Linked DNA regions of Mus musculus: all the other regions are linked to region 3. The links are chromatin loops, found by intact Hi-C in ENCODE. Cell type or tissue: heart. All regions are shown on one strand.

Region 1 (8,000 bases), 220 kb after region 3:
AAGCCTCAGGGTATCCCAGGAACCGGCTGCGCATCAGACGTTTACTATGAAATGAAACCCCATACTTACTGCCCTCCCCTTTCTACAAGTGTCTGGCAGAGATATTTCCTTGCATTCCTATGAGTTGGGCAGTTTTCTAATGCGAGCTCAAAATCTTCTATTGCTTTGTTTAGACTTCCTTTTGTTGCATATCTAGAGACATTAAACAAAAGTAGGAAATTTTAATCTTGTGACTCCTTTACACATTTTTCATTCTTCAAAACATCTCCTTAAAGTCCACAATTCACTTACAATGCTCCTCGCGCTACCAAAGCCTCCACATTTTGTTTGTCTATTTCCAGAGCTTTATTGTATTCGTTCATAGCATCCACATGTCGCCCCACCTTAAAATAATCGACTCCAATCTTCACACTGAAAACACATTTGTGAAACATCACAAATATTTTACTAAGTATCTAAATAAAATGTTAGTATAAATCATTACTAAATTAAGAAGCATTTAAATTGGACAAATATTTAGTTTTTAAATTACTCTCAGTGTTTAAAAAGCACCTCTGCTTTTACAGATATTCAAATATTAAGACACTAATTCTTTCTGGAAAACAATTCTGAACAAAATTTGTCTACTAAGATTCTAATGTAAGACCTTTATGAATGTCATTCACTTGTAAACACATTCTAGTCTTACTGATGCTGAGAGAATTCGTGTCTAAGTTACATACTAGATAACTGCCATTGTTAAACAGAACAATCTCCATACCATTTTAAAGCCCAAGATGCTGACTGCTTCTTTCTTAATGCTGAAGCAAAATCATCTTCAGAGAAATTTTTGCTATAAAGAAAATGAGAGTCAAAAATGTAAATACTTTAGAAGTACACTTCATTCTGTCTCTGGTAGATACAACAGTGAAATGGTGAATTTCAAGCAGGAAATTCGTATTACATCTATACAGCCAAGTCCTTTTAAATTGTCAAATGTGAATATTACTGTTAAATGTTAGTCTTAAGCATATATATGAACTTTTCTGTTTCCTCCTCTACTTGGGTCAAATGGCATATTCCTAGCATTGCTTAGCATCCAGACCAGGAGGAGATAGGCTCACTTCACTCAACCTTCAGTATATTCCTATTGCTACGGTCAACGTGTTCTTCAGCTATGTAGCCTCTGAGCTAATCCACACCCCTCACCACCTTTATCAGCTAAGAGAATGCAGATCTACTTTTACCTTTGTAGGCCTCTCATTAAAGACGGTGGATGAGATTCATCTATTCCTAGTTTCTCTAGAAGGAATTCAACTACTCCTGGATTAACAAATCCCAGAGAACTCTGCATGATATTTTCATAGGACTCCAAAGAATTACTATTTAGTTCAACACTCCTCCTTTGTAAAATAAAAAAAAAAAGGAAAAAAAAAAGAAAAAGAAAAAAATCAGAAACACAAACAGTAAGGAGCACACCCGACTTTACTAGAAATGTGACTCTAGGAGGGTTAAACACTAATGCCACTTTTGTACACAAAAGACAGGCACTATTATGCTATAACTGTCTACCAAGCTTAAAGTAATTTACAGGCTATAAAATGCAATTCCAGTTGTAATTTGTTAGAAATAGATAAAAGATAAATACCTGTAGTACAAAGGAAGCTCTTCAGAAGTGATCACACCTAGTTTAATGCCAGCCATGTGTGGAGGAAGAGATGAGCTATACAGAGATACTGCAAGCTTTTCATGGTATCTGTCAATATCCTTGATTCCAGCTTTGAAGAAGAAAAAAGGAACAAACAATAAAAAAGTGAAAACAAAAATAAACTTTTCAAACCCTACCTCTATTAAACTACATTTTCAACATTAATTTGAAAATTTTAATTAGTATGTTGAAGTTGATCACCTCGAATTATGTCACCAGTTTGATAATATGATAAAGGATCTCCATGGTTACTGTGAGAAGGCACATCTCTTAAGGGACAAAGAGCCTGCAAGGAGAAGTATTTGAAAACACCACACATTTGACTCTGGCAAGAACAGTATCTCGTATCTTAGTTATTCATTATGAATGGTAATACTGCACATTAACAATGATAAGTCTAAGTCTAACACTATTTCCTTTTTAAGAATCCATAATTATACATATTTACAGGGTACAATTATATAGTGTTTACAGGGTAGCAAATCAATACACATATACCATTATCCTATTGGTATAATTAGTAATAGACAGATACCATTTCTTTGGGTTTAGTCTTCAGATTCTTTTCTGGTCATAGACTAGCCACCCTCCTGTGCTCCAGAACACCTCATCCTAATCCAGCTGCAGTTACCTACTTTCCTTCAGTCCTCTCCCCCTTTTCTGACTCTGGCCACTCTAGTCTACTGTCTTTTTCAGTATTCACAATGTGAACATGTGATATCTGTCTTTCTGTGTTTGCCTTATTTCATCAGAGACAGGGTCTTTCAGGCCATCCAGCATACTTTCATTCTTTTTGATGGCTTTAAACAACTGTTAACAGACATGTCAGTGACTTAAATTTAAGAATTTTTTTTTGTTACATTTTGTGTCCAACCACAATAAAACTTGTTTTTTAGCTTTAAGAACCAAGATACAGTGGTGGCACACTCCTTTAATCCCAGCACTCGGGAGGCAGAGGCAGGCGGATTTCTGAGTTCCAGGACAGCCAGGGCTACACAGAGAAACCCTGTCTCAAAAAACCAAAACCAAACAAACAAACAAAACCCCAAAAAACCAAAACCAAACCAACAACAACAACAACAAAAAAAACCCAAAAACCAAGACACAAAAGCTATTAGCATTTTAAATGAGGTGTGCACCCTCCTGTTGTATATGTCTTCTCTTCACATGGTGAGACAGAGAGCCGACATGAACAGTGTTGGGGTGAAGCACTCCAAACGGAGGCAAGCACGTTATTACAGCGAGAGAGAGAGAGAGAATGTTATATGTTTAATATGATAGGAAGGACTTGCTAGATTACTTACATACGAACATCTAATGTGCAATTATTAAGCATATGTTTAACCACAAGATATCTGTTCAGAATACCAATGAACATCATCACAACCACTAATCTCTATGATGTCAAAAAGGAGACTGACCTGCAAACAGAGTTCTCCAAACCTTGAAACACCCACAATGGAGGAAACGTAACACTCTAGTACTTGTTTTTTTTTGATAGGGATTCACTATAGAGATCAGGCTGGCCTTGAACCCACCTCTGTTCAGCCCACCTCTGCCTCCTGAGAACTAGGGTTAAAGGCATGTACTGTCAATGTCCAGCTCTCTAAGGCTTTTGGTAAGAACAACTACTGTTTTTTTTTTTTTTTTTCAGCTTATCTTTAACCCTCCCCCCCCAATATCCTACCAGGTAAATGTAAACAGACTTGGATAAGCACATAATTTTTGCATGGGATGAGTGTAGAGTGACTTACTGTGATTTCTAAGTGCGAAATATCTCTCACGATGCCACTTCCTAAACAGATCAACACCATGAAAAAACCAAACTCCCGAATAGAGCTAATTCTTCCAATCACTATATCACCACGTTCAATATCTCGGAAGAAGAGCTCTCTCCGGTCCATGCTTGGCATCTCCATGAACTGCTCTAAGGGTGGCATGACCGCATAAAGATCTGGAATAAAATAAAACCAAATCACCACGATCATTCTGACTTCCTTCTCCTTTGATAAAATGCTTTAAACTAACCAGTAAATCTTGAAAAGCTTCTCAGACTAAACTTACTGTCATTGTCGTCATGCACTTCAGAGGGTGGAGATGCGTCTGATTTCCAAGACAGTGCAAAAAGCAGATCCGCTTTTTTAGAGATGAATTTTTGTATTTCAATGTTGTCAACTCTCTTCTCTTTCCTTAAAAGAAAGGTGACTATATACATGTACATATATATATATATATATATATATATATATATATATATTTTTTTTTTTTTTTTTCACTGATCCACGCTCTCATACATCCAAACTCGTGTACGGCAGTTTTCATCACCCAACCCTGCTTAGTGTCTCCAGGGGAAGTTTTATTTATTTTAGCTTTTCAGTATGCATTTATTTAGTGCTGTGATGTGGCGTCCATGTGCCACCGTGTGCAACTGGGGGATCATAGGACAAGGCTGGGATTGGTTCTCGCCTACCCTTGCGAAGCCTGGGAATCGGTCAGGTCAGGCCGCTCGATGGAAAGTGACTTTACCCACTGAGTTCCGGAAGAAGTTTTAAGCCCGTTCTCTCTGGAAACGGGAGCAGGGAAGCTTTGGCGGCGGCTCGGAAGGCGCATCCCGGCCATTCAGCCCGGAGCCAGTGCCTGGTCACACACCCCGGGGCTCGGTCCCTCCTGTCCGCCCCGCGCCCCGGCCCGGGTCACGGCCCCGATACCTGCCGGCTCCCGGAGGAGGCGCCGCGCCGCGGGCTGGCTCGGCCGCCGTGCCCAGCAGGCTCCGGAAGTGCGGGTTGTCCTGCTGTTCACTCCGCAGCAGCGACAGCAGGGCCGGGCCGTGGCAGCCCAGCGACTGCCGCAGCAAGTCGCGGTCCATGGCGAGCCCGCCAGGCTCCGGCGTCCGAGCCCGCGCTCCCGCAAGCCGAGGGAAGCTGCCCGGACGCGCTAACCTCCCGGAAGCGCTCGCGGCGGCGAGCTGCCTCAGTCTCGCGAGACCTGGCGGGACTACGGGAACCCGCAGGAAGCGCGAAGCGGGTCTGGCGCCGAGGGCGGAGTAAGGCTGGAGGTGTGACGTGTGGGGACGCCTGAGCTTAGCACGTACGTCGGGCTGTGTGGTTCCTAGGTCGCCAAGGCCAGAGCTCCGGTCTCTTTTTCACCGGGTGCTGCCGAGTTCAGCGGTGCAAGGGTGGCTGGGCGGCCGCGGAGGAAGTTTCCTCAGTCCTGTCTGCCCGGGGCGGCGCCCGCGTCCCCTCAGGATTGCCTCAAGGTGGCGGTCGCAGGAAAGCTGCCTGCTAGACCGACGTGGGGCAGACAGACAAGGACCTACAGTTGACTTGGCGGCGGCTGGAGGCGTGTCCACCTTGTTTCTCGCTGCCTTTTAGAGGGATGTGGCTGTCACCAGCCCGGAGAGCTTTAAAGCGCAGCGCGCATGCTCTGTTCTGGCGTGGCTTTGTAGGAGTTTTAGGATAAGCTGCCTACTACTAGGGTGATATCTGTGGGCTGCCTGGTACACACTGGTACCGAGTGCTTTAGGTGGCTTACTTAAAACTGGCCAGCGTTTGCTGGCTACACTTCAGTGCTAGCTCTACACCGAGTGTAACCCATAACCCCACACAACTTTGTTCTACACCTGGGCACCACACCCATACCATCAGGGCTTTTGTTTGTTTGTTTGTTTTTTGTTTGTTTTTTTGTTTGTTTTGTTTGTTTGTTTGTTTTCCAGTTACAGGGGTTTCGAATTCATTTTCTTTCGTGACAAATACGTGATTTTTGAAAGGGACAGGACACTGGATAGTTGACCAGACCAGAGGGGGTACAATGGAAAGTGAGGGAGTTGGTTAGTGCTTGGGTTTTCAGCATGCTAGCCAAGGATTCTCTCTACCACTGAGCTACAACCCCACCTACATTTTTTTTAACTTAAAAACTCTCCAAGAAACTTTAAAGAAATATGAATAGTTTAATGAACTGTTGGGAGGGGGTGGTACAGGGTACGAAAATGGTGAAGGAAATGAAGAAAGCAGAATATTCCAAACAGATTTTCACTGCTTGGTTTCTAACCCTACTTTTACTGTGATTTCAAATTTCATCTTAAAAGTAAACACATAAGCCGGGCGTGGTGGTGCACGCCTTTAATCCCAGCACTTGGGAGGCAGAGGCAGGTGGATTTCTGAGTTCCAGGCCAGCCTGGTCTACAGAGTGAGTTCCAGGATAGCCAGGGCTACACGGAGAAACCCTGTCTCGAAAAACCAACCAACCAACCAAACAAACAAACAAAAACCAAAAAACAAACAAAAAATAGTAAACACATATGTATATCCTGTAACAAACACTAGACTCTAAAGATGAAAATACGCCCTGGCTCGGAGTGACTCTGTTTGTTTGTGGAAGACAGATAAGAATAAAGGCATAAAGCTATAACACTGAAGGTTAATGTGGCTACCTAAGGTGTGGCCTCAGATCTTTTTTTTTTCTAAATTAGGTATTTTCCTCATTTACATTTCCAATGCTATCCCAAAAGTCCCTCATACCCTCCCCCCCCACTCCCCTCCCCCCCACTCCCCCTTTTTGGCTCTGGCGTTCCCTTGTACTGGGGCATATAAAGTTTGCAAGTCCAATGGGCCTCTCTTTCCAGTGATGGCCAACTAGGCCATCTTTTGATACATATGCAGCTAGAGTCAAGAGCTCCGGGGTACTGGTTAGTTCATATTGTTGTTCCACCTATAGGGTTGCAGATCCCTTTAGCTCCTTGGCTACTTTCTCTAGCTCCTCCATTGGGGGCCCTGTGATCCATCCAATAGCTGACTGAGATCATCCCTTCTGTGTTTGCTAGGCCCCAGCATAGTCTCACAAGAGACAGCTATATCAGGGTCCTTTTAGCAAAATCTTGCTAGTGTATGCAATGGTGTCAGCATTTGGAGGCTGATTATGGGATGGATCCCCGAATAGGGCAGTCTCTAGATGGTCCATCCTTTCTTCTCAGCTCCAAACTTTGTCTCTGTAACTCCTTCCATGGGTGTTTTGTTCCCAATTTTAAGAAGGGGCAAAGTATCCACACTTTGGTCTTCGTTCTTCTTGAGTTTCATGTGTTTAGCAAATTGTATCTTATATCTTGGGTATTCTAAGTTTCTGGGCTAATATCCACTTATCTTTGAGTACATATCATGTGAGTTCTTTTGTGATTGGGTTACCTCACTCAGGATGATGCCCTCGAGGTCCAACCATTTGCCTAGGAATTTCATAAATTCATTCTTTTTAATAGCCGAGTAGTACTCCATTATAACAAAAAACCTAGGATAGCAAAAACTCTTCTCAAGGATAAAAGAACCTCTGGTGGAATCACCATGCCTGACCTAAAGCTTTACTACAGAGCAATTGTGATAAAAACTGCATGGTACTGGTATAGTGACAGAAAAGTAGACCAATGGAATAGAATTGAAGACCCAGAAATGAACCCACACACCTATGGTCACTTGATCTTCCACAAGGGAGCTAAAACCATCCAATGGAAAAAAGACAGCATTTTCAACAAATGGTGCTGGCACAACTGGTGGTTATCATGTAGAAGAATGCGAATTGATCCATTCCTATCTCCTTGTATTAAGGTCAAATCTAAGTGGATCAAGGAGCTCCACATAAAACCAGAGACACTGAAACTTATAGAGGAGAAAGTGGGGAAAAGCCTCGAAGATATTGGCACAGAGGAAAAATTCCTGAATAGAACAGCAATGGCTTGTGCTTTAAGATCGAGAATTGACAAATGGGACCTCATGAAACTGCAAAGCTTCTGTAAGGCAAAAGACACCGTCAATAAGACAAAAAGGACACCAATAGATTGGGAAAGGATCTTTACCTATCCTAAATCAGATAGAGGACTAATATCCAATATATATAAAGAACTCAAGAAGGTGGACTCCAGAAAATCAAATAACCCCAATTAAAAAATGGGGCTCAGAGCTAAACAAAGAATTCTCATCTGAGGAATACTGAATGTCTGAGAAGCACCTGAAAAAATGTTCAGCATCCTTAATCATCAGGGAAATGCAAATCAAAACAACCCTGAGATTCCACCTCACACCAGTCAGAATGACTAAGATCAAAAATTCAGGTGACAGCAGATGCTGGCGAGGATGTGGAGAAAGAGGAACAGTCCTCCATTGTTGGTGGGAGTGCAAGCTTGTACAACCACTCTGGAAATCAGTCTGGCGGTTCCTTAGAAAATTGGACATGGTACTACCTGAGGCTCCCGCAATACCTCTCCTGGGCATATATCCAGAAGACGTTCCAACTAGTAAGAAAGAAACATGCTCCACTATGTTCATAGCAG
Region 2 (8,000 bases), 62 kb before region 3:
CCTCTTGGGAAGTGTTACCATCACTGAGGAGGACACCAACTCACAGCAGTTGAGGGGATGTGTTTACCCTGTTCAGTGTACCTCCATATTTGTTCATTTTCTTCTCCCTTCTCACCCCTTTTTCTCCTCTAGACTCCTTGACTCGTACAGAGGAACTCTCATCTGTTAGTGACAACCAAATTGGCATTCCTGTGGGGAAGAGGGACTAAAGAGTATTCTATTTTGCTGGCATCATTCCTGGGCTCTAATACAACATGATTCCATTTCTATTTATCAAAGTGTGGCTACTAAAAACAAAGTGTTCTATACAATTACCTTATTCAAAAAGACAGTTTAAGAAAATACAAGAATTTTGCAGGCTGAATTGGATCTCAGTGGTGCATTATTTATCTAACATGTGTGAAGCTTTGGTTTCAACTGCCAAAAGAAGAATGAGAAGAAAGAAGTTAGGGTTTTACTAATGTGAACAGACACCATGACCAAGGCAACTCCCATAAGGACAACATTTAATTGGTCTGGCTTACAGGTTCAGAAGTTCAGTCAATTATCATCAAGGTGGGAGCAAGGCAACATCTAGGCAAGCATGGTGCAGGCAGAGCTGAGAGTTCTATATCTTCATTTGAAAGCTGCTAGTGGAAGACTGGCTTCTAGGCAGCTAGGATGAGGGTCATAAAGCCCACCCCTATAGTACCACGCCTACTCCAAAAAGGCCACACCTCCTAATAGTGCCACTACCTGGGCTGAGCATATACAAATTATCATAGAAGGGTAAAGAAAATGTAAGAAGAGAAGGTAAAGGTGGAAGAGAAGGGGGGGGAGACAAAGAAGAAGAGAAAACAATAATAGTGGTTGAGAGAAGACCCATTTCAACATTTTCTTTTACAAATGAGGCTTGGAGGCAGGAGAGCAGCTTAGTCAACATTGCCCAATGTGTCTGCCAACCTAGCTCTCATCATTGCGTCCATGGAAAAATATCAAGCCTAGGAAAACCTCTCCACAACAGGGATGTTATTATTCCTAAATTGATTTCTGGGTGCTGCTCATATCTCAGCATATGGTGTTAGATCTACAGAATCAGATCTGAAGGCTGTCAAAACCCCATCTACTTGACCCCTGAAGTCAGCTGATTTTAATATCAAGCATTAAAATCAGAGTTGGGTAAAAATGTAGGCAGATTGTGGCAAAGCTTCAATGTATTTAGGAGAAGAGGTCACATTTGAACTCATCACCTTTGGAAGCTTTCCTCTAAGGGGACACAGAAAAGTCTCAGTGGCTATGGAAATCAAAACTGTGTCCTCAAAAAGCTAGGGATGGAATAGCAAGCAGTCACTGCCTCTGTATACCAATCAGGGTTTTAAAGACACACTTGGGATTCCATGGAATAGCTGAGGTACTGGATTGGAGTGAATAGTTAAGACCAAAGCATAAGAACAATTCTCTTATTCAGATCAAACACTGTGTTGTGCATGACTTACATTTAAGTGTACATTTCAAAACCAATTACAATTTCCAAATATTCAAATATTCCATTAGTTGCACAATCAATGCACTATGTGGTTCACCAAACAATGCATTTTAGAAAAGCGGATAAAGCACAGGTCATCCTGCTGCATGTGTCAGAGTGCGTGTGCATTGTGGAGTCCTAGCCATGCTCTCATCTGCCCGAAGTCCTGACCCAACCAGAGAACAGAAAACCCAGAACCAACCCATTCCAAAAGAGGTTCCTCTGCAGAAATAGGCCAGGCCAAAAGAGAGCAACTTCTCACTGTCATGTACCTTGAGAGACATCTTAGGCCACCGTAACATCTATCAAGTGACACATCATTTACCCAGTATCTCCTGACCAATTTTTTTTAATTTCATCTAGAGAAATATTATCATCCTCACGATGTGGTACAAACGTGAACAAAAGGGGCCCCAGCTTTGCAAAGCAAACTTCAAATCTGGCATTAAAGATGAGTCCCGGTTAGCATCACCTGGGGGGCGGTTTCTTAGCTGCTATTTAACTTCTGTTATCACTTCTTTGCTTGTAAACCAAACCAGTGATCAGTTGGAAATATTCAGTTACTGCTTCCATGAGATAAGGACTTGCTTTCAGTAGTGGGAAAGCAAAGCCAAGAGCAATTCTGACACATTGCTGTCATTCAGCCAGACAAGACTAGTCAGAAATGGCCGCAAGCAAGTAAAGTATTTCTTTTGAGAGGATGATTTTAAGTTTTCCTCTTTTCCTCCTTTTTAAATTTTACAAGTTGCTTAGGAGAGAAACTACACCCACCAGTGCCCTGATCTTACATGTTCAGCCTCTGGAATTAAAAAAGAAAAACCAAAACATTTCTATTTCATAAACATCCCTGCCTGTGGAAATTTGTTATGGTTGTCCTAGAAAACAACAACAACAACAAAAGATGTCAGATGCTCACTAGAACTCTCCCCACAGGCGGTTTCTGAAATCTCTCCTTCACCTCTACCATTTAAAAAGTAAAGAGCTATCTCCACGAGCAGTGCTTGGGACACTACTCACATGTATGCAAAATGAGGGAGCCATTTGCCCAATGTATTGAACAGAAAAGGCAACTCAGACTGGATCAAAACTGAAAAGTACAAAATCCCTAAAAGAAAACCTAGGGCAAATCATTCATGCCATGGTTTTGTGTGAGACTCAAAGGCTCAGGTCAGAACAACAACAAAGAACCAAAAAGCCAGACAGCTGGACTTTATAAAAAGTTTTAGGATGCTGAACCTCGATACACACTACCAGCAGAGTAAACATGCATCACATAGATGGGAGAAATAATAGCACACCATATAAATGAGAAGTGATACCCAGAACACACAGAGAACTCCTGAATCTGAACAAATAAAAATCACTACCCAAAAAAAGGCAAGGGCAAAAGACTTGAATAGACATTTTTTCCAAAGATGCATATACATATTTATTAAGCATATAAAAAGGCACTCCATATTATTGATCAAAAGAAACTCAAGTCAAAAGTCCAATGAGTTACCACCTCATACTCATTAGGATGCCTGCAATTCAATAAAAACCCAGAAACTATCAAATATGGATGTGGATCGAGGCCCTCATCCACCAACTACCTTCCCTTTCAGGAATATAACAGTAACTACATTGCTCACCTTTCCTTTGCTGTGGCAAAATGACTGACAGAATTACCTCACATTGGAAAAATAACTGGCTCACAGTCTCAGAGCTGACAAGGCATAGTCGTCTGATCCCATTGTTTCTGGATGTGTGGTGAAGCAGAACCTTAGGATGGGGAATGTCGGACCTACCAGCAGAGATGAATGATGGCCAAGAAGCAAAGAAAGGGAGGAGCTAGAGACAAGAACCTGCTCCGCATAACTATGATTCAGCTACGTCCCCATCACCTCCCACCATCCACCAAGCCAAGAACCAACTGATCAATCCACTCATCTTCTTAGAGCCTTTCGATCCAGTTACCTTCCCAATACCCTACCTCTAACACATCCCTGCCATGAGTTCTTAACACACACACACAAACACACACACACACACACACACACACACACACACGAATCCATGCATGAGCCTCTGAGAGACAGCTCAGATTCAAAGCACGACAAGTGAAAGTCCAATCCTCACAGCATGCCTGGATTTCATGTCTGCCCACCTAGCCAGGAGAAAGGAATAAGTCTCTGCCTAGTTTCTGTACATCCATGCCCACAGACATGACACTCCCCACAGCTACACCACAGAAACAACCCATGAGAAACGGAAAGATAAGCAAAATATGATACATTCACACAATGGTCTTCTGACAACAAAGGGGAGAAGCTTGGGGAAGTAGCAGGCGAAGACTGGCAAGATTAACAGGAATTCATTGACAAAGAACAGCTACCTTAGTTTCTAGCTTCCCTTGGGGTCACATATGGCTTTTATATTCTCACAACTTACAGCCTTTATGCAAAAAGACAGCTCCTAGTCACTTTCCTTCTAGTCAAGTGCATTTGCCATGCTTAGGCCAAACAACCACATGCTGTGAGCAACACAGGTACAAGAAGCTCTTTTAATTACACAAATAGTAAGTCAGGCTAAAACAGGAGAGAAAAAATTCATGGTGAACACACAACAGGAGCTGTATTTTTAGTGAACAAATCTACATAGCCTGAAGCAGACATCAGGAAGGAAGATGGAAAAAAAAAAAAGACTGGAAAAAATCATTTTCCATATCGTTTCTGATGTTTATAGATCTAACTACGTTCCAAGCCAGAAGAAGAAAGATGTCTCTGCAGGCCATGAAGATCAGCCTTGTGGCTTCTTGACATCTACTGGCGACAGCCCAGGGTAGCAAAAGATGCACAGAAGACAAAATAAATGCCTCATGTGAAAAACAACGCTACTTCCACGGGGTGGGCGGAATAACCTATATAAAGCAAAGTTAGGGAGATAGGTTTTAGCGGGAAAGCCTGTTTTAGGGCCGGATATTGGACTTGCAAGTCAGGAATCCCGGGCAGAGGGCATGGCCAGTCCCGCCCCAGTCCGACCTCTCCGTCAACCGGAGTTGGTGAGGCCCTTTGTGCGGCACTTTGTGCGACAGTTCCGACGCACTTTACGGCGCCGCTGCCGTGTTGCGCGGCGCTAGTGGAAGTGGCGGCATCGCTGGCTCGGCCCTGTCGTTCTCCACAGCTGTACCGTGGCGGTGGGCTCGCGCTGGGATGAGCGCGCGGTGCCGAGCCGCGGAGTGGAGTCATGGTGAGTGGTCGGCGCTGACGGGCTCCGAAGGGGCGCTGGGCGGATACGGAGACTGACCTTTACTCCGGCCTCCGGTGGCTCCAGCTGACACCCCTTATCTGCTTGCAGGCAGGCACACGTTTGTGCCTCCTAGGAGGTCGGGCTGTTACCCCACTACCATCTCCGCACTCCTCCCCTCTTTACGGTGGAAATACCTTATGGGATCAGGGAGCCTTTGCAAGCACTGTTTCCAAATCCAGCAGAAATCTTATTTTCACCGGTCTTGTCTAAACTAGAAAGGGGTTCCAATGCCCAAGGGTTAAAGTTCTCTTCCATGGCTGAAAAATCACCATCTTACTGTTGTGGGTAAAGATGACTTACCCTTTTCTTCTTGGTGAAAATCCCATACTCTGACAATAAATTGTGGATAAAAATTGCAGTAGTTTAATTTTTTTTTTTTAAACAGGGTTTCACTTTGTAGTCCTGGAAGTCCCAGAACGTACAGAAATTCACCTGCCAATGTTTCCCAAGTCCGGGGACTAAATGCAAGCCGCCAATGTGCACCACGTCCAACTGCAGTAGTTTTAAAGACATATTTCTATTAGAAAAAAAAATGTTTCTTCCAGCAGACCCTGTGCTGCACTCTGTAAAGTCCCAGTTGCTTAGAGAGCTAGTCGCAAATTCGTGGGCAGCCTGGACAATTTTAGCAAGACTCCACCTCAGAATAAAAGTGTTGGAACTTTGAGAAAGGCTGGAGTTGTAGGCACCTTACCAGCATGAGACACACACTAGGTTCCATCCCTAATCCTGCCCCAAAAGGGAAAAAGAACCCACCTTTCACCAAAATGAAGGTCGTAATGAGTTTGGCTGCGGAATAGGTAGCAATTAAGAGTAGTAAAGACTTGCTCTTCTCCTCCATTACAGGCCAGCACAGTGGTAGCAGTCGGGTTGACCATTGCTGCTGCAGGATTTGCAGGTTTGTCTGTGGGTTGGGGGTGGAGCAGACTGGTTATGCATGGATTTGCTTATTCTGTTGCTTTTGGTTTTAGGCCGTTATGTTTTACAAGCCATGAAGCATGTGGAGCCTCAAGTAAAACAAGTTTTTCAGAGCCTACCAAAATCTGTAAGTGAACCTTCTTGCTAACTAACTTGCCTGTATTTGAAGCCTGGAGCTTGCCTGTAAGGTGAATTCCACAGGTCCATGGAGCTCAGTGTGGAGTTGTAAACCTTGCAATGGGCCACACTGGGAGTTGGTTTTCACATGTGACAACTGAGGGTGGGTGGCCTTTGCAGATTTAGAACGATAGCAGGTAGTTAGCAATTAATTTTACTACATATACTGTTGACCCAGGTTTATCTGTCCAGCTGCCTTCCCTCGTGTTTTGTCACATAGGATAGCTTTGCAGCGATGTTAGATAACGGCTCTGAACTGGGTGTAAAGCACAAAGCTGCTGCTAGTCAGGACTTTGAGAGGCCATGTCATGGAGCTTGGGCAGGAGCATAGGGCCTTGTTGTACATGATCTCTACTAAGGTTAAGATTCTGATGGCATAAATGTCCCTACCATAAAGTCTTATTTTAGTTGTTGCCTTGAATCTTTTCGAGATCTCCAGGTCGTCTTTTGAGACCTTTTGAAACTCCTGTTTTACGGGGATCAAGTTTCTGTCTGGAATATGGATGAGAGTGGCTGCCATTCACTCATCTCCCCTCCCCCCCTCCCATCTTATGTTCTCAAGACACTGTTCCAGTTTAGTTGCAAGAAATGGGTGTTTAACACATCTTAAAATAGTTGGCTACCCCTGGTCAAGCTAAAGTGCCTTGGGAAGTACACTTGTACTTCCCTGAAATGTACCACTTCTTTTACAGATTTAACCAACTTCCATTTACTTCATTAATCTTTTCTTCCAATTCAATTTCTTTCAGGCATTCGGTGGTGGGTACTACAGAGGTGGATTTGAACCCAAAATGACAAAACGGGAAGCAGCATTAATATTAGGTGTAAGGTAAGATGTCTACTCAGTTCTGAGATGTAGGGTAAGGTAATTCCTAGTAGTAATTGAGAATGAAGTAGTTGCTGGGGATAGAACTCACACGTGTAACACTGGGACAGTGCTCACTGCTGCCTGGAGTAATCTAAAGTCTACTCTGGAATGCAAACTAAGCGTTGAATGAGGGTTATGATGTTAACTACATCTAAAGCACTTTTGGTTCTTACGAAGCACATTTTACTGTCTCACACACAGCTTCTCAGTTGTGTTGCTTTACTGTTCTCAATGTTTAACTTCACTTCTGTAATAGTTCATGGTGTTTTGTTTTCTTAAAGCAAACTAAAGCAACAAGTATGTTTTCCTTTTCAAATTAGCCCTACTGCCAATAAAGGGAAGATCAGGGATGCTCATCGCCGGATTATGCTATTAAATCACCCAGACAAGGGTAAGCAACTTTTATTACTATACTGGACTGTTAATGGAATAGCTAATTCTTGGTGTTATGAATGTCTGTGTGTGAGCAGTTTCCCAGTTGTGGATCACATTGTAGTGTCTTAAGTGAAATTCAGTACATATGGTGACGTTCTCTGCAGTGACACCATGTCTCACCAAAATAAAGATATAATGAACAACAATGTAAGAACTACTGTGATTTGGCAGGAGCGGTAAACATTACTACTACTTTTAGGTTCTGTGTCTATGATAGAATGTCTTCCAATAACGGGTTACAGTTCTGCTAGATATTTTGGTTGGTTTGTTTTTAGGCCATCCAAGGTTGGCCTAAACCTTATGACCACCCTCCCTCATTCCCAAAAGCAGAGCTTAAGAAGCACACCCCAACTCGGCTATGTTTTGAGTTTTACTTTTTAGGTTTGCATTATTTTTGTTTAGACTCATAAATAACCAAGTTTAAATTTTAATTAAGAAAAACTTAAGGGGCCTCTTAATGTGTGGACACTTGTGACAGAATACTTATTTGGAAACCTATGAGCTGTATTTGCTTTTATTCAAATACAGACTTCAAAGTAGCTTTAACTGGTAAGAACAGATTCTTTAAGCAGACCACAAAAATCTGTTGTCATGCACATGAAATTTAAATAGAACTGTTTAGTATGTGACTTCACAATGTAAAGAATTTAGCTTGCAGACCTCGAAGTATTCTGTTCTGGATGGTAGTAGAGTCCACATATACACATTCTACCAGAATCCTCTTGATGACCCCTCTTTGATAGGGTTAGGACCACACTGCTCCATCACTTTAGTAGACAGCAAATCTAGATGACATTACAAAGAGTCAGCTAA
Region 3 (8,000 bases):
TATGGATGTATGAATTTTTTTACTCCATGGAGCAATACATCAAGGCAATGCACTGGCTACAAAGATCAAAGCATGATGACACCTCTCAAACTCTTAAATCACAACTCACACAGCCAGATGTGTGTACTCCCTATATTTCTGGGGAAGTAAAAGGTGTAAAAGTTGGTAAATACAGAATTTCAGAATCACCCATACATGAAAACCTACCACTGAGAAAAGTACAACAAAATAGAACCATTTAGAGCTCTTGACTCTAAACAACTTCTAGTTTTTAGCATTTCCAAAATTCCTTCATTATTATCTTCTAAATTAGAAAAAATTAAATTCCTCTATGCTAGACAGAAGCCAGGCTCAAAACTCTAACATTATTTTGCTTAATTCTATAGGTATTGCACTAACTACTGAGACAGGATACCCTAAGAGCAGTAGTTCTCAATCTTCCTAATGCTGCAACCCTTTAATACCCTTTAATTCCTGTTGTGGTGACCCCCAATCATAAACTTACTTTGTTGCTACTTCATAACTGTAATTCTACTACTGTTGTGAATTGTCATATAAATAAATATCTGATATGCAACCCCTGTAAAAGGGTTATCCCACCCCCATGAAAGGTGAGCCTAAAGGCTAAAGGGTCAACAAGGGAAATTTAAGAGATGGTACAACTATTCTATCATAGAGATTGTGGTTGCACACAATTGTCAGCCATTTATCACAACATTCATAATGTTTATTTTAATGAAAGCTGTTTTGCAGTATACAAATTAAATTAAAAATTTAAATGACAGAAAATAATAAACCAGTTGTAAGAATTTTTTTCAGTCATGTGTGGTGATACATGCCTGTAATCTCAGCTATTAAAGGAGGCTGAGGAGAAAGGATGGCCAAGTTTAAAGCCATATCTCATTGGAGTTTGTGTCAAATGAGGTTAAGAGTATAGGTCAATAGTGAATCTCCTGCAAAGCATGTGTGGGGAAGGCTCCAGCCAGGTTCCAACTCAGAAGGAAAAGGCATTCCTCCCCTTGCCCTTGGGAGACCTGTCCACCCTAAGGAGTTCCTCCTCATTTTTCCTTAATAAATCTACTTTTCGGGGAAGCAGGGGATCAACCCACATGGATAATTTCACTGCATAAGATATGAAAGTATTTTAGAGCACTGTATTTCAAGTCCCTAATTTACAGGAATCCAGTGACAAGATAATGAAGTATGCCACCTAGAATTCCCATTTGCTTATTACTTCTAGTTAAAGTTCTTTTCCTTTTACCATTTTGATGTTCCAAAGTCCTGAAGACTACATCTTGTACAAAGTACACATACAATTGATTACAGAAGGAAAACTTTCAAACGTTCAAAATACACAAAAATGTGGCTAATGTCCTTCCCAACCCTTGTCAGTAAAATGGTGAGGTCCAGTCTAAGTATAACCAGATTTGTAGAGTGTGAAAGGGGTACAGACCTGGAACTATAATAGCTACCCAGGAGGCTAAAAAGGAGGAATGCAAGTTCAAGGCCAGCATGAACTACACAGTGAGTTCAGGACCAGCCTGGACAATTTACTCAGACTATCAAAGAAGGGGGGAAAAAGGCATCAGAGCAGAGCTTTATAGCAAAAACAAATGCCTACCATACTATGTACAAGCCAAGGTCTAGGCTCAATTTTCAATACAACCAAAATCAATTACTAATACTTCAAAGTTCCAACATGGAGATATTTGCTTGTGAAATAACTTTTAAAAAAAAAAAGACACCAAAAGATTGCAAACCAACTTTACAGAAGTCAAACTGATTATGTTGTACTACAGATTGACATAAAATTCAGTCAAAGAAATGGTTCCCTATTATCTACACGATGAAGAATTTGTTGAAACAATCACTTTTCAATGTGCAAGGAAAGCCTGCATAATCTGTGTTACCTAAAATGTGTGCTGAGAATCAGAGATTCCTGAGCCTTTTCCACAGGGTAGGTAGGGAGTGATACACACTAACGAACTTTATCTAGGCAGGAAAAGTAGTCTTAAGTCCAGTCCTTGTGGCCCAGCTCACCTTATCTACAATCTTGCAGAGATGGTAACCACTAGGTTTCAGTAAGAAGTATCTACTCAAATATTGCTTGAATCATTTATGTGACATCATGTTTTAAACCTGGAACACTAACGAAGCCAGTTACACACTAATAGGTGATACTAAAGGCTTTAACACTCACTCTTACTACTTAGTTGGCCACCAGAGATTTTACAATCAAAATTTACAAAACAAAATTTAAAAAAGTATACTTATCATTCTTTGTCAATGAGCTACTGCCTATATTATTACCACGTGACAAATCACCTCCATACAGCTAATAAGCAAGCTAGAAAGGGAAAAGCAAAACACTGAAAAATTAGGAAATCGTTAATACCAAATAAAATCCTCTGGAATAAAGGAGCCATTGAAATGAAAACCTGTGAGAAACCATTTTAAGTACATACAATACTCATGTACTAGAAGAGAGCCTTCATAAAAATAGCCAAGACTCTCAAACATCTGAGATGCTGGCTTGGAGAATGACTGACAGACAACAGCTGAGAAGGTTTTGTGTTGATTTGTTAAGATTCTCGCACACTTTGGGGAGAAAAAAAAATAAGGAGAAGGGGCCGTTACTATGGAAAAACTGTTCAGCCTTCGTGTTCTGCTTGGTGCCCCCTCCCCCTTTTCCAATAGAAGCAAGCGCCTTACAAATTCCTCCACTCTAGAATCCTCCCTCTGTCTCCGAGGCCAGCCTCCACGGCAATGCATGGCCTCTTCTCAAAGGAAACAAAAAGAACCTCGTGGAAGAGGACTTAAAAAGCAAAAACAAAAAACAAAAAACCCACCTTCCCAGGGGCTGGGAAGACACGCGTCCCTCCCACCTGCCGCCTGGCCTCGGGTCACCTTTGAACCCTTCCTTCGGAATTCGCATTTCTCCCGGGCCGAGGGGCGAAGGGGCCGCCCGCTCCCCAGGCCGCGGCCACCAGGGCCCGCCGCCCGTCCGGGTTTCCACGCGGGCGGGCGGGCGCCGTGGGTTCGCAGGGCCCCCGGGGCAGCACAAGCCGGGGTAGGCCGGGGAGTCAGCCATTCATGCCGCGGGCGGGAGGGCGGGCGGGCGGAGAGGAGCCTGGCGGGCCCGGCCGCCGCCGCGGGGTCGCAGTGAGCTGCCCGCCTCAGTCCGTCCCTCAGTCCGCCCGTCCGCGCCCCCCACCCCGCCAGGCCTCGGCGGCGCGCCCGCACCACAGCCCGCCGCTCCAGCCCGCCCGCCCGCCCGCGTCCCGGAGGCCTCGACCCAGGACGCTCCGGGACAGGAGGCAAGCCAGCACCCGCCGCCTTGTTTCCAAACATAACGGAGCCTGGGCCCCGAGACCGTTAAACCGCGCCGAGGGCAGAGGCCAGCAGCACGGCCCAGCTGCCTCCCCCGCCACCACCTGACACCTCTCCTCGGCCCCCGGGGTCCCCGGCGCCCCTTGACCCCGCTCCCAGTGCCCAGCTCCCATCCCCGGCCGCCCCGCGGCCCGTACCTTGTAGAAAGCCCCGTTGGAGCCGCGAACCTCCACCGTCAGCTCCGCCATGTTGGAACCGCAAAGGCTGCTGGGAAGAGATTCTAGAAACTTTCCAACGCGAGGGGAGGAGGGGGGAGGGGCGAGCGTCGCGGGGGAGGGGCGGGCGGGCGGGAGGGCGGGACGCTCCCGGCCCGCTCCCGGGCTCTCCGCTAGCGGCGCCGCTCTGCGCGGGTCCTTGGGCGGCTACCCAGCGGCAGGCCGGTCCGCCCACGCCCACGCCCGCGCGGCCCGCCTCGCGCACAATGAGTGAGGCGGACCCGCCCGGCGCGCCACCCTCGCCCCAGGATCCGCGCGGCCGGCGACGCTCCCTACGGGCTCTTCCCGTCAGGAAGCGCGGCCTGGCGGGCGCTCGGGCTCGGCCAGAGCGCATGGCCGGCCGACACTCTCAGGTTTGCCCTCATGGAGCCTTCCCTCTGGAGCCTCGGGCCGTCCCCTTGAAGAGCCTTTCCCAGGACGAACCCGGGACTCGGGGCTTCCCCCGAGCCTCACGCAGTTCTCAGGCCTCGCCTCGCGCGAAGGCAGCTCACTCACCTGTCACCGACCGAGCACGGTTACCTTAATACGTTATTAAAGGCTCGGGAAACCTAGGCTAATTTTGTGGGGGGATCCTGTTTGAGACACAGTTCTCTACCCCTGGGTGGCCTTGAACCCACAGAACTGCTTCTGCCTCTGGCCATCGGAGTGCTGGCATTACTTTTAAAAAATTTTAAACAATGGGAAAGTGTATTCCTCCCACCCCTGATAGGTTACACGTGGGAAGTTTTGCAAAGAGGATCCAAGAACCTATTGGGTTTTGTGTTGTGTGACTTTACCAGAAACGCCACCAGTTCTAGAAGCTTTGTGGCACTCATACTTAGTTTGATAAGTTAATGCCAACTTCTGAAAGCAAGGCTTTTGGAAATAGTACTTAAAAGAATTCATTTGTATGTGCATCTTTACATAACTTTTCAGCGACGCATGATGTATTTGTCTTTCCTTTATTTGGAGCTCAAATTGACCACCCTGCCTCCCACCTCCAGGTGCCAGTTGGGCTAACAGGCTCAGTTCCCCCACGGTTACCTGTTACTCTGAGACAAGTCTCACTAAGCAGTCCAAGATGGCCTTCGATTTACCTCCCATTCTCTTGTCTTAGCCTCCAGAGTGCTGGCTTTACTGGTGTGAGCTCCTGGCCCCTAGCAACCTGGTTTGTATAAAGTACATTTTCTTTATACAAGATTAGCCCTTTTAAAAATGTACAGTTCAGCGTCTATCACCAGGATCAGTATAAAACATTTTCATCACAAACAACAATAAATAAGTAAAAATAAAAAGCACTTGTGCTTGTTGCTGTTCCCCAATTCTCCTGAATTCCCTGGATTCTAGGAAACTGCCCATGTGTTTTCTATGTAGAGATTTGCCTAGCTCGATCTCACATATGAGTGGGATCGTGATGTGAGAGCTTCTGTGATTGGCTTCTCTCATTTAGAATATTCTTTCAAGATTCATGGTACAGCAGGTATGACTAGGTGTCCATTTTTTGTCACAGTATTACACTGCATAAGCAACCGCACTGTACTGCTGATATGGGTTTATTAGTATGTTTGAGGGTCAGATGCAGAGGACTGAAACAAGGTCCCGGAGCTACACACAGCACTATCTTCTTTAGCCCTTTATTTATTTCTCATTTGAAGGCCCATGCCTGTAATTTTGTGGAGAATACAAGAGGATCAGGAGTCCAAGGTTATCCTCAGCTACAAGTTCCAGGTCAGTCTAGCTATGTGAGACCCTGTCTCAAAACAAACAAACAAAAAACTCCACTGTTAGCTGAGTCAAATTCTCTTTTAGCTGTTAAAAGTAACACTTCTGGGGTAGGTGCCCGGTGTTGTAGTGAACACCATCAATTCGAGTTCTCAGAAGACAAAGGCAAGAGGAACTCTGAATTCAGGGCCAGCCTGGACTACTATATATCAGGACAACTAGAGATACATAGACCCTGTCTCAAACCAAAAAGCTGGAGCAGGAGAGATGGCTCAGCATGTGTCCTTGATTCTCAGCTGCATGGCAACTCATAACTGTATATAACTCCATTTCCAGGATAGCCAACACCCTCTTCTGATCTCCAAGACTACCAGATTCACGTGTGGGCACAGACCTTCGTGAACAGATGTGTACTGTTGACACACCTTGCCAATGACTGTGAGGCCTCAGACCCATGGTACAATTTGGCAAAGCTTACCCATATGGGCCAGGCTCAAGAGGAATGGCAGAATTTTCGTTACCGATCAGTATGTGAAAAGACAACTGACTTTGACTTCCTCCTGCTGGAGGAGATGTACAGACTCCTACTGAAATTAGCTAGCCCCTCCCACTGTGTTGTACCTAGGAATAAACATGCTGAGTTCTAGGTTGCAAAGGTAGCAGAACTCTACCTGGCACGGCTTGCTGTATGTGTGTTTCTTGGTCTGTCAGTTTTAGTTTTCTTTTCTCGGTGCCTCTAGTAAGGATCCCAGGATGCAAGGTGCTCGGTCACAGCACTGCTATGAAAATTCATGCTTCCATTTTTGAAGTCCATCTCTTTTGGCTGTATACCAAGAAATCCACTTGCTGACTCCTGTTGTAATAATTCAGTGTTTAACCAACTTGAGAAATTGTCACACTTTTCCAGAGTGTGACATGCTTGGCAGTGTGTTCTCTGACTTTGCTTTAGGAAGGTCTCCCTTTCTCAGTTCTTTCTCTCTCCCTCCCCCTTTCTTGTTTTGGATGTTGCTTGTTTGTTTGGAATAGAACTCTATAAAGCTCTAACTGAACGAATCTAAAGGATTCTGGATGGTCTAAACTTTGAAAAGTAAGAGTTGGTCTTCAGCCCTTGTATACTGAAAGTATTTTAATTTAGACTCCAGCTACCATTTCACTACTCCTTTAAGGTCATTTAGGTAGAGTGGTTTTCATTTAAAAACTGAGCTTATCTAGCATCTAGTGACCCTTGCAAGTTCACAGTGCTAAGAGACAGAAGTTAAGATGCAAACCCTTGATTTCCTGCTTCCAACAGTCATATTGGTAATTGCAGCTCCAGTAATCACGTTTACAATGACATGTGACATAAATTTAAAACAACTTTATTGTTTACCATTATTATTTAAGTGTGTCTGCATGTGCACATGTGAGAGCATATGGATGAAAGTTCAGAGAACAACTTTACGGAGTCAGTTGTCTCCTTCCATCTTTAACATAGGTTTCAGGGATTGCACTCAGGTCTTCAGGTAGCAAGCACTTTGACCCACTTCTTGTCCTCCCTTAGTTTCTTTACCAGTCCTTGGGATACAGAAGTCACTCTGGAGTCGTCTGTTTCAATGACACCTCAAGCCAGCTGAATGTAGAATTCAGAAGGAGAGTAATATCGAAGGGCTATAAGGAGGAGGATGGATGACCTTAAAGCAGCTGCAGAGGAAGTCTGTACCCAGTCCAGCTTTCCCACAGCTATTGTGGTGGTTTGAATGAGAACCTCCCCACCTCCACCAGACTCCTATATTTGAATCCTTGGTTCCCAGTTGGAGGAACTGTTTGGAAAGGATTAAGAGCATGGCCTTATGGAGGAGGTGTGCCACTGGGGTCAAGCTTTAAGGTTTCAAAGGCCACCCCACTCCCAGTTAGCTCTCTCTGCCTCATGGTTGTATCTCAAGATGAGGTTCTAAGCTACTGTTCCAGTGTCGCGCCTGCCTGCCTGCCTGCTGCCATGCTCCCAGCTATAACAGCCTCTGAAACTGTAAGCACCGCATAAACTCTTTCTTCTGTAACTTGTCTTAGTCATGGTATCTTATCCCAGCAATAGTTAGGTAACTAAGATTGAAGCTGGTGCCAGGGAGCAGGCTATTGCTCTGATAGACCTGATTGTGTTGTTTGGGGAAGAATGTGAAGGACTTTGGGAGTTTGGACTAAGAAAGTGTTTGAACACTGTGAGATTTAACAGACCATTCTAGAAGGATCTCGAAAGACAGTATTGCTGAAAGCAATGGGCAATATGGAGACCCAGTTCAAACCATTTCAGAGGGAGGCAAGATAACCTACGGGGTTAGGGACCATTCTTGTGATATTTTGGCAAAAGATATAGCTGTCTTTTGCCTAGATCATAAAAATCTACCTGAGGTAAAATTTTAAAATTTTGGACTAATTTTCTTGATAGAGGAGATTTCAGCACAGCCTATAATTTTGACTCTGTCACATGGTTAATTAGTAATCACTCTTATCCAGGTCTGCATGAAAAAGAGCTACCAGAGCAAAAAGAAATGTAGAACATACAAAGCACCAGGCAATTGAATGTTGTGCTGAAAGAGATAAGAAGAGGCCTGATGCAAAAAAAAAGAAATTAAAAAAAAAAAAAGCATGGTGTCTCCAACAAGGCCTACCCAGGTATGTAAAATATTAATAATTAAGCTTAACTCTGTCTAGCTTTAA

What was found. Peaks named below come from ENCODE experiments on the same cell type or tissue, not always from the same donor. Only the 100,000 strongest peaks of a DNase experiment are listed, where the experiment ranks them.
Region 1: it touches region 3 in a loop (2.5-fold over the local background); 9 of 42 quality-filtered maps call a loop at or near these places.
Region 2: it touches region 3 in a loop (4-fold over the local background); 9 of 42 quality-filtered maps call a loop at or near these places.

Annotation. Positions count from the first base shown.
Region 1 is chr3:33,796,832-33,804,831 of GRCm38, reverse strand. Ttc14 (tetratricopeptide repeat domain 14) reads right to left here and starts at 4,649. Exons shown (of 12, transcript NM_027619.4): 1 at 4,396-4,649; 2 at 3,752-3,876; 3 at 3,442-3,641; 4 at 1,889-1,973; 5 at 1,628-1,757; 6 at 1,227-1,382; 7 at 761-832; 8 at 292-411; 9 at 70-192. The coding sequence starts at 4,553. In heart, a CTCF peak has its summit at 4,917 (motif pointing right); DNase peaks (open chromatin) are centred at 4,711 and 5,011; H3K4me3 peaks cover 2,388 bases; H3K27ac peaks cover 1,643 bases.
Region 2 is chr3:34,077,918-34,085,917 of GRCm38, reverse strand. It overlaps Dnajc19 (DnaJ heat shock protein family (Hsp40) member C19), which reads left to right and starts at 4,564. Exons shown (of 6, transcript NM_026332.4): 1 at 4,564-4,732; 2 at 5,636-5,687; 3 at 5,761-5,834; 4 at 6,634-6,713; 5 at 7,073-7,143. The coding sequence starts at 4,730. In heart, no CTCF peak of the experiment used is centred here; a DNase peak (open chromatin) is centred at 4,577; H3K4me3 peaks cover 2,246 bases; H3K27ac peaks cover 1,481 bases.
Region 3 is chr3:34,015,691-34,023,690 of GRCm38, reverse strand. It overlaps Fxr1 (fragile X mental retardation gene 1, autosomal homolog), which reads right to left and starts at 3,612. Exons shown (of 17, transcript NM_001113188.1): 1 at 3,528-3,612. The coding sequence starts at 3,578. In heart, a CTCF peak has its summit at 3,731; a DNase peak (open chromatin) is centred at 3,760; H3K4me3 peaks cover 2,853 bases; H3K27ac peaks cover 2,110 bases.